Linked DNA regions of Homo sapiens: region 2 is linked to region 1. A link is an interaction called in ENCODE POLR2A ChIA-PET data of the cell type or tissue named here. Cell type or tissue: MCF 10A. All regions are shown on one strand. Each heading gives the region's core, and the rest is flanking DNA. Links, peaks and the distances in the headings are about the cores only. Region 1 has its middle 12 kb from the start of LINC02774. Region 2 overlaps LOC105373262 (a long non-coding RNA gene).

Region 1 (5,383 bases), core at 182-5,181:
GGATTTCGAGTGACCAACCTAGAATCAGCTTTCTCTCATATTTTTTTCTTTCACAAGAGAGATCAGTTCAGAATAGTAATAGCAATTAGTATTCTGTAAGCAGCAACCCATCTTCAGCTGCAGTGGCAGGATCCAAACAGCCTAAGCCAGAATCCATATGACAGGAGCTCAGTTCTTTTTATTTATTTATTCTAAACACATGTGGTCTCTGCAACTCAGTGGCTTGGGATTGTTATTATAAGGGCAGGATGACAATTTCTGCAAAGGAAAATGGTTATTTGCTTAGCTAAAGTTTAAGGCTGCTAAACAGACTACTGTGAAATATAGAATTAGCTTATCCTTTTACCTGCTGGTTATAACAAGTCAGCTATGTTCAACAGTTTCTCAAGGACAAGAGAGAATTTGTGCTGGCTTTCTATCAAGAAGCTAACTCCAAATAGACAAGAGAAACAAAAGCAAGAGCAGGACCAATAGATAAAAGAGCCCTTGTTAGTGGACTAAAGCGGTTGCTACAAATAGGACAGCGGAAGGAGAGTTGGGAGGGGGAAGAGTGAAGCAAGGTCAAAGAAGGATGATATCAATAGAATATCTCCAAATAGCACAGAATGCAGCAAGAAGTAGCAGCAGATGTCAGTCCAGCCCAATGTCAACCCCCGTGGAGCTATGTAGAAAGACTTGGAAAGAAACAGCATCGCTGCAGTTGGTATTAGGAGTAAAGAGACAGCAGATGATACCTTTCTCCCCATGAATTGAAAGCCATGACTTGCCACTGGCCACAGCCTCATCTCCTTTCTGCCTGGCCCCTTTCAAGCTTTTAGGGTATTTTTTTCTTTATTTCAGATCTTTACTCCCTTCCTTTCCTTTTGATTTCTTTTCTTATTCCAGACTCTCTGGCTGCCAATTCTGATTCCGATCCTCACCCCACTGGCTGTTTCTTGCCTATGCCACCAGGTACCCTGGTTCCAGATGCTTACTCTGGCCTCAGCAACATTCCAGGACTGATGATACATATCCAAGAGAATATATTTACTGCGGCACTCAAAAAATTCCCATCGTGATTTTAGACATTACTGGCATGGATTGACTTTCATAACTGTGGAGAAAAGCCAAAAATGTATAAAGGAAGTCTGTTTTCAGAGTTCATATCCCTTAATTTTAGTGAATGGATGTGGGTGTGTTGAAAACTTAGTTTCTTAAGAACTGCCTAAATTTCATAATTATTTCATTTTCATCCGCTCACAGATGGCTTTGCCCTGGGTGTAAAAATTGAAGAGCCAATATAAAATGATGCTACCTTTACTCTGGCAGTTAAATTTTAAATTTCAAACATTGGTTTTCAGAACCTTGGAGAGCATCAAGCACAGCCCTCCATTTCCCTCACAGGAGCCAGCTCAAGTGTAGGCTGATTTCTCCTGTAAAAATGTGAAATAAGAAATAATGAGATAAGTTGACAGTGAAGCTAGTAAATTCTGTAACAGAAATGCTTTCCGCAATGACCTATTTTTATAGTTTAAGTTTCCGTTGTATAGTGTTGTGTAGCGCTTAAGAGGATGGATGTGGAGCCAATGAGATATGACTCAAAGCCAGATTCTGCCAATTCCTAGTTATATAACGTTGGGCAAGCTGATCTCCCCGAGCCTTAGCTCTTCTAGTCTGTAAAATGGAGCTGCAAAGAGTAGCTACTTCGGCCGGGTGCGGTGGCTCATGCCTATAATCCCAGCACTTTGGGAGGCCCAGGCGGGTGGATCACGAGGTCAGGAGATGGAGACCATCCTGGCAAACATGGTGAAACCCCGTCTCTACTAAAAATACAAAAAATTAGCCGGGCGTGGTGGAGGGCGCCTGTAGTCCCAGCTACTCGGGAGGCTGAGGCAGGAGAATGGCGTGAACCCGGGAAGCGGAGCTTGCAGTGAGCGGAGATCGCGCCACTTCACTCCAGCCTGGGCGACTGAGCGAGACTCTCTCAGAAAAAAAAAAAAAAAAAAAGAGTAGCTACTTCACAGTGTTGAAGTTCTGATTACATGAGATAATGCCTGGAAAACCTTTTGTACCTAGGTGGCACTCACTGCTTTCTCCATGCTTTCAAATGAGTTGTTTCTGGTCTGCTTGGCAACAGCTGTAGTCACCAGTACTGCGGGTTTGGGGCTCTTCAGATTTGCCTTCTTGCTGTGGGTGAGGATCTGGACCGCTGGTAGAGATGACATACCCAGGATGTAAGGAAGCAGACCAGTGCTAGCCTTGGCAGTTTCCACGTGTGCTGGAGGAGGGGCTCCAGGCTAACTCGTCCACTACCTGTAACTTTCACTTGCATGCGCTTTCTGGTCTGCCCATGTCAATCGTGTTATTAGCTATTGATAGTGTTTTCCTGCTTTTCCCTGTGTCCCTCCCCGAGACAACTGGACCATACATTCATTTTTTCGTTTCACATATATTAGTTAAACAACTACTTAGCGGTAGGTATTACGCTAAATGCTTAAAACCCACTTATGCCGGAGGTTGCAAAATTTTTTTGTGAAAAATCAGACCTTGGCGATGACCTTGAGCAGTAGGATATAAATAACTCCCACAAGCTTAAAGTTCCAATAATGGAATACTAGGCATAAATGGCTTAAGATATGGTGATGAACAATATCTGGCCTTTTTCTTCTTAGGAGGAGATTTCTCACCATGGGAATCTTGATGCAAGTTAGATCCCACCCTCACTATTGAGAAGCTAAAAGTGTAAGACTACTCATTTCTCAGTCTTCCTTGCTGCTGGTGTCTGGCCCATGACCTAGACTCAGCCAAATGGACTCACCTGCTCCAGATTTCACATTAGGATCTGGTGTTACAAAAATGCAGGTAGAGTGAAAGATTCTTTCTGGTGGCAGCAGTGGTAGCTGTAAAACCCGATTTCCAAGGTATCAAAGAGCAGTGGTGTTGGCATCAATGTCCAGTGCCCAGTGCTAGCATTGTTGGGGCTGCAGGTCGCTGCCACTCATGTCTAATGTAACTGCACAGTGGAATCAGCCAGGCTGGTTTAGTAGCATGATTGGGCCTGTGGTTCTTCCTGCATAGCTTCCCTTTGTTCCTGTCCCTTTTTTTTTTTTTTTTTTTTTTCTGATGGAGCCTCTCTCTGTTGCCCAGGCTGGAGTGCAGTGGCGTGATCTCGGCTCACTGCAACTCCGCCTCTGGGGTTCAAGCAATTCTCCTGCCTTAGCCCCCCAAGTAGCTGGGACTACAGGTGCCCACCACCATGCCCAGCTAATTTTTGTATTTTTAGTAGAGATGGGGTTTCACCATATTGGCCAGGCTGGTCTTGAACTCCTGACCTTGTGATCCGCCCGCCTCAGCCTCCCAAAGTGTTGGGATGACAGGCGTGAGCCACCTTGCTCGGCCGTTCCTGTCCATTTTCTCATGGCTGTTTTTGTAGCCCTCCTGGAAATTCCATATCATCTTTTAAATAATTTTTTCTTTTCGCGAAAACCAGCTAGTCAGTTTCTATTTTTGCCGCTAAGAACCTTGACTGCTTCACCAGAAATTCAAATCCCAGATCCATCCTTGAAAAACCTTGGGCAAGTGACTTATTCTTTACATGCCTCAGGCTTCTTATCTGTCAAATGGACACTATGGCAGGGGAAAGAGTGTACACGAAGTGTTTTCATATCATATCTGGGACATAGTAAGTGCACAATCTATGTTTGCTCTTATTGACATGTTTAAAAAATAATGAGGACAGGAAAATTCAGAAAGATGGCAAAACTTGTGAGCAAATCTCTTGACTGTAACATATGCTACTCAAACAGGGAAGAAAATGACCAACTTTATTTTAAATTATTTCAGTAATTGAGAATATGAGTGCTCTATAAGGTGGCAGGCTTATAGTGCTTTAGGCTGTATAATTTCTTTCTCTCTTCATGGCATTAAATGAGGTTTCCAGATATCTGTTTTTTTAAAATCTCAAATACAGACTAGATAATAATGACTGATTGAATTTTTAAATTACAACTCGATATTTACGAATACATATATACAGATGTAGAAGGCTGAGGTATGAGGACCCTCAAAAATTCACCTATTACAACCTCCTGTGACTAGCTAGTTCCTAAACATTCAGAATTTAAATTTGCCTCTCCTGTTTGCAAATGTCTCCATTTATGATTCTCACATTTCCTGAAAAGAATTGAGTGCTCACCATTGTTCCAGGGGTGGCTGTGGTAGCCTCTCGTTATTCTTGTGCCTTTCTGTTCAGGAACTTGTGTCTTATATGCAAGCTCAATCTTTTTATAGTTAACAAAACTAAATGTGCTTTGTACTGTTTATTGTCAAAATCAGCTTAAACAAATAGATGTTAGTCTTTTGGGATATTTTGTTATGGAGAACTATGACAGACATAGAGATAGAATTAATATAATAATCTTTCACGTGAAGCTAACATCATTTTCTCTTTTTCTTTTCTTTCTTTCTTTCTTTCTTTCTTTCTTTCTTTCTTTCTTTCTTTTCTTTCTTTCTTTCTTTCTTTCTTTCTTTCTTTCTTTCTTTCTTTCTTTCCTTCTTTTCTTTTCTTTTCTTTCTTTCTTGGCAGGGTCTCACTCTGTCACCCAGACTGGAGTACAGTGGTGTGAGGTGTGAACACAGCTTACTGCAGCCTCAACCTCCTGGGCTCAAGTGATTCTCCTACTTCAGCCTCCTGAGTGGTTGGCACTACAGGCACATACCACCACACATGGCTAATTTTTGTATTTTTTGTAGAGACAGGCTTTCACCATGTTGCCCAGGCTGGTCTCAAACTCCTGGGCTCAAGCAATGTGCCCACCTCAGCCTCCCAAAGTGCTGGGATTACAGGTGTGAGCCACTGCACCTGGCCAGCATCTTTTAATACTTAAAAAAAATCCAAACTTTAGTCCAAATTATTGCTTCATGGTTTGATATGGCTGTTATTTTTTTCTATATTACTTAATTCTATAATCTGTATACCAGTAGTAAGTTGTGCAAACCTTCTGGAAGTTGTATAAGTACCTTGACTTAAGGGAAAATAACTAGAGTGTTAGCCTAGAAGCATCCAAAGGGATACCAGTTTTATTGGGTACCCAATAGTCTTCCCTCAAATTAACCTCTTTTCTATAACTAGCCACCAAACCAAAAGAGCTTGATGGGCAAAAGCCCTAATATGGACAAACAAAACTGGAGCATGAAGATTTAAACAGCTGCAGGAACGGGTTGATTGGAATGAAAGTCCTAGCTTATTGCCCATGTGAAGATCCTTCCTTCCTTCCCTCCTTCCTTCCTTCCTTCCTTCCTTCCTTCCTTCCTTCCTTCCTTTCTCTCTTTCTTTCTTTCTTTCTTTCTTTCTTTTTCTTTCTTTCTTTCTTTCTTTCCTTCCTTCTTTTCTTTCTTTCTCTCA
Region 2 (5,383 bases), core at 287-5,286, 390 kb after region 1:
TGCATCCAACAGGGTGGCTAACAATTTTCATTTGTCCCATGATTGCTAAAATTCACTTTGATCACTTGATTAAGATGATGTGTGCCAGGCTTCTCCACTGTAAAGTTGCCCCTTTTCCTTTGTAAATGAATTAGTATTTTGTGGTGAAAGATAAAAGGTGGGTTGTGTGTGGGAAGACTGACCAGCTGTTGGTTATTTTTAACATCATTATTCCAAAGGGTAGGTGATTCCAAACTACAATCAATTTTGAGAACCACTGGCCTAGCTCCTTCCTTTGGGGGCCCCCATGACATGAGTTAATTATAATAAGAGCTAACATTTATTAGCTAACATTTATGGAGCCCTTAGCTTTATATGCATCATTGCCATCATTATAGCCACTTCCAGTTATTACGCATTTATTCAACAAATTCTTACTGAGCACCTACTATGGGCCAAACACTGTTCCATGATCAAGAAAGACACAAACTCCCTTTTCTTGTGGAACTTACACTCCAGTGGAATGCCATGTACCAAACACCATGCTAATTACTTTCTATTCACAGTAATGATGACAATAACAATAATAATAATAGTGATTTACTTTTACTGAGCACATACTATGAACCAGACCCTTAGCTCACCCTTACAACAACTCTATGAGGCAGGTACTTTTATTATATACTTACAAACTACTCTTCAAATTAGGGGGGGAAAAGGCTATAAGACTCATAGAAATGTAGTTCACACCACATTTGATACAGTAATGACGTTCTCTTCAGTCCCAGCAAAGATGGCTACAGACACTCAGGTTTTGAAAAATCCTACTGAATTAACAAAATACCACCTTACACATATCAAGCTGGCAAAAATTAGAAAGTTGGACAATATCAAGTGGTGGCAAAGACATGGGGAAATGTGAACCTTTGAGCATTGTTGGTTGAAATATTAGCTGGTGAAGCCATTTGGAAGAGAATTTTCTATAGGTATTCCCCAGGACCCAGGGAAACCATGCTTGGTATATATCCTGGAGAAATTGTCACACAAGGTCACAAAGAGATATACACAAAAGGATCACACAGAGCTGTATATACTGCAGAGTTGGAGGTAATCTAGGGGCCATACTAGGAAAACGGACAAGCAAAATAAGCTATATACATTTGGCTAAATGCTTTGTGATAGAAGAAATCACTTAGACTGTACACACATGTATAAATCTCAAAACTATAAATGTTAAGACAAAAATGTAAGAAACAGAATATTTTTAGCATAATAACATGTATAAGACTTTTTAAACAATATACAGCTGTGCACAGTGGCTCATGCCTGTCATCCCAGCACTTTGATCTCAGGAGTTTGAGACCAGCCTGAACAACATAGCTAAACCCTGTCTTTACCAAAAGTACAAAAAATTAGCTATGCATGGTGGCATGTGCCTATGGTCCCAAGCTACTCAGGAGGCTGCGGTGGGAGGATCACTTGAGCCTGGGAGGTCCAGGCTGCAGTGAACATTGATCAGTTGTACCACTGCACTCCAGTCTGGGCAACAGAATGAGACTCTGTCTCAAAAAAAAAAAAAAAAGCACATATGTATACCTATACAAAAATACTGTATATTATGGAGGATATATACATATATCTGTGTGGTGGGAGGTGGATTGGAGGGAGATGCACGCATTAAGTATATAAGTCTGGGTATGCCTGGGAACCGGAAGGACAATGGGATTGGAGCTGGGATACAAAGGGTGACATAACAATTTACTTGACAATAGAAGAGGAGCCTTGTGGGGACAACGATAATAGCATGCTATGAATTAATAATTGCGATCAATTTGATTCTGTGCCTGGGAGAAGAATAAAGAGGGGGAGGCAGTGCATGAAAGTATGTGGGGAAAGGCTACATGAACACCCTGGAAAGAGCTTCTTTACACTCAACTCTCTCCTAACCTATGCCCATGGAGAGACTGAGGTCTCTGGGACAGAGTCTTGCCTTTTTACAATCCTCCCTCCTCAGCCTCCCGAGTAACTAGGACTATAGGCAAGCCACCATGCTCAGATTACATATATGTAATTGGAGATGGGGTCTTGCCATGTTACCCGGGCTGATCTCAAACTCCTGGCCTCAAGCTATCCTACCGCCTCCGTGTCCCAAAGCACTGAGATTACAGACATGAGCCACCATGCCCAGCCAATCACCTGTATCTTGAATCTGTTTTCTTGATGACTTGTTTGGCGTCTGGCCATGTCTTTCCTGGAAGTAAACATTCCCTCAATTTTGTCCTCCTGTTTCTATACACTGTGGGTAGCTAACCCCGCTCCAGGCCTGACTCCCCTCCTTTCCTTATAATCTTCCCATAGCTCTCCCACTTTCCCTGATGACTGCAGCCCCTAATAGTACCCCCACCCCCAGCACTCTGGAATTCCAGAATCCCTCTGTAAATCCATGCACCCAACCCTTCCTCAGCAGGCATTGCTCAATGCCTAATTGCAGCCAGGCACTGTTCGGGGGAATAAAGTAGGAATAAACTCAACATATAGCTTAGGGTCTAGTGGAGGGACGGATGTTAAAGAAACAATGACCACAGAATTTCAAAGAGTAATGAACTGTATGAGATCATCAAAGAATACTGTGGGCGAAAGAGTGGCCCCTCATTTCGACAGTGGGTAGGGAGGAAAGAAGGTGTCTTTGAGGAAACAACATCAAAGCTGAGGCAGGTGATGAATATGTTGGATGGAGAAAGAGAAAGAAAACCAAGAATCAAGTGCCACGGCCCTGAAGTAGGAAAGGCTGGATGTGCTTTATGGAGAGAGGGGCAATTCGTGTGGGTAGAACTGACTGGGGCACAGCCTCGCGTCTGTGAGGCTTTTCCTCAAGGGTAGGGATTTTATATTTCTTTTTTTTCTTTCTTTTTTTTTTTTTTGAGACAGAGTCTTGCTCTGTCACCCAGGCTGGAGTGCAGGGGCACCATCTCGGCTCACTGCAACCTCTGCCTCCCGGGTTCAAGCGATCATCCTGCCTCAGCCTCCCTAGTAGCTGGGATTACAGGTGCACACCATCACACCTAGCTAATTTTTGGTTTTGTTTTTGTTTTTTCAGTAGAGGCAGGGTTTCTCCATGTTGGCTAGGCAGGTTTCGAACTTCTGACCTCAGGTGATCTGCCCACCTCAGCCTCCCAAAGTGCTGGGGTTACAGGTGTGAGCCACTGCACCAGGCTGGTATTTTAGATTTCATCCTAAGTGTAGGAAAGCCACTGGGGGGTCTCAAGTGGAGGAGAAGGAGGGGCATTCTCTGATTTTTATTTTATAAAGCTCGCTGGGGCTGCTGAATGGGGAGGAGTTTGGTGGGCATGGTGGGGAAAACAGGGCCCCTTCCTGTTACCCCAGAATATGGGAGGTCTCTTCATGACTGCATTTGTGAGTTCTGTGCCTTCATCTGCCTTTATCTTGCTTTGTGATCATGTTAAGAAATCACTCTGTTTCCTCCCAAGTTTAAAAAAAAAAAAGCAGGGACAGAAGTATTAGCCCACTTCCCATTAATGGTCTGAACAGCTGCTGAACTACTCCTGAGTGCAATAAAGACACTGAATGGGATGAGAACAGGTGTGACCATCTTTTCCTACCCAGCGAATGGTAATTTCGGTGGGTTGGCATCAACTCATCTATTTGGTAAGAATCCTGTTGGGGTCTTCCAGTGAGTGGACAGTGGGACAAAGGGCCAAACAAAGGCGTGGGGACAGGAACCGGGCACAGCAGCAAGCAGCCCAGGGAAGAAAGGGCCAGACGCCACCAGCACGTCCTCACACCAGCAGACGCTTTCTGATGTCTTCACAGCTACATCCAACCTTTACACCGCAAGGGCGCTTCTCCAACTCCATGGAATCATTTTCAGGTTTTAGAAGCAACTTTCTGGCCTCTTTCTGCTCTACCCAAAGTAATGTTCCCAGGACTTTCCTGGGACCTCATGGCCCCCTCACCAGAGAGCGACCGGGATCCCTCCCGCCTGGGGCTCTGGCCCGCTGGTGCCTCTGCCTCTCTGCGTCCCTTCTTTCATGTGTCACCTGCAGCCCAGCACCCACCAGCTCCTCTGAGGGTGGCAGCAACTGAACTACAAAACAGGGGGGTGCCAACTACAGGTGCAAACTTTTTTCCTGCCAGTAAATCAAGACACGTACACAGTATTGTTGGAGACTGTCTTCACCAGAGGCTCTTATTGACTCTATCCTGTCTCAGCCATATGTGCTACACAGCCCAGCAGGGTCATAATGATTTAATCATGGATACACATTAGAACTTTCTGGAATCCTTTAAAACCATCCATGCTTAAAATATAGTATATCCATAGAAGAAAATATTATTTGGCCATAAAAAGGAATGAAGTACAGTTGGCCTTGAACAATGCAAGGGTTAGCGTCACTGACCCCTGCACAGTCAAAAATCTATGTGTATCTTTGGATTCCTCCAAAACTTAACTACTAATAGCCTACTGTTGAATGGAAGTCTTGCCAATAACATAGTCAATTAATACATGTTTAGTATGTTGTATGTATCATATACTGTATTTTTACAATAATGTAAGCTAGAGAATAGAAAATGTTATTAAGAGAATCACAAGGGACAGCAAATATATTTCCTATTGATTAAGAGGAAGTGGGTCATCATAAAGGTCTTCCTCCTCATCCTTTTCATGTTGAGTAGGCTGAGGAGGAGGAGGGGCTGGTCTTGCTGTCTCAGGGGAGGCAGAGGCAGAAGATGGGAAGGAGTGGAAGGGGGAGGCAGGAGAGGCAGGCACTCTCGGTGTAACGTGTATTGAAAAAAATCCTTGTATGCACGCTTTCACTTATTTCAAACCCTGATTGTTCAAGAGTCAACTGGACTAACATGTGCTACAACATGAGTGAAACTCAAAACAATTACGCCAAGAGAAAGAAGCCAGTCACCGAAAACTGCGTTGTACAATCCCATTTAAATGAAAGATCCAGAATGGGCAAATCTATGAAGACAAAGTAGATTAGTAGTTGCCTAGGGCTTGGTGGGGAAGTAAATAGGAAGCGACTGCTAACAGGTACCTTGGTTTCTTTTGGGGGTGATGAAGATGTTCTAAAATTACATAGATGTGATGGTTGCACAACATTGTAAATAACTAAAAACCCATCGAACTATACACTTTCAAAGAGTGGATTTTTTTTTTTTTCAGAGCCTTGCTCTGTTACCCAGGCCGAAATGCAGTTGCATGATCATAGCTCATTTCAGCCTCGACCTCCTGGGCTCAAGAGATCTTCCCATCTCAGCCTCCTGAGAGGCTGGGACTACAGGCGCATACCACAACACCCAGCTAATTTTTTAATTTTCTGTAGAGATGGAGCCTCACTCTGTTGCCCAGCCTGGTCTCAAACTCCTGGGCTCA

The links. Peaks named below come from ENCODE experiments on the same cell type or tissue, not always from the same donor. Only the 100,000 strongest peaks of a DNase experiment are listed, where the experiment ranks them.
Region 2: POLR2A ChIA-PET joins it to region 1 with 6 read pairs; 2 of 35 experiments call an interaction of 5 or more read pairs at or near these places.

The regions. Positions count from the first base shown.
Region 1 is chr1:243,902,729-243,908,111 of GRCh38, forward strand. No RefSeq gene overlaps it. Among named protein-coding and RNA genes, the nearest start is that of LINC02774, 12 kb to the right of the region's middle. In MCF 10A, for the core only: no CTCF peak of the experiment used is centred there; no DNase peak of the experiment used is centred there.
Region 2 is chr1:244,287,980-244,293,362 of GRCh38, forward strand. All of the region lies in intron 1 of LOC105373262 (a long non-coding RNA gene), which reads right to left. Among named protein-coding and RNA genes, the nearest start is that of SPMIP3, 62 kb to the right of the region's middle. In MCF 10A, for the core only: no CTCF peak of the experiment used is centred there; a DNase peak (open chromatin) is centred at 2,202.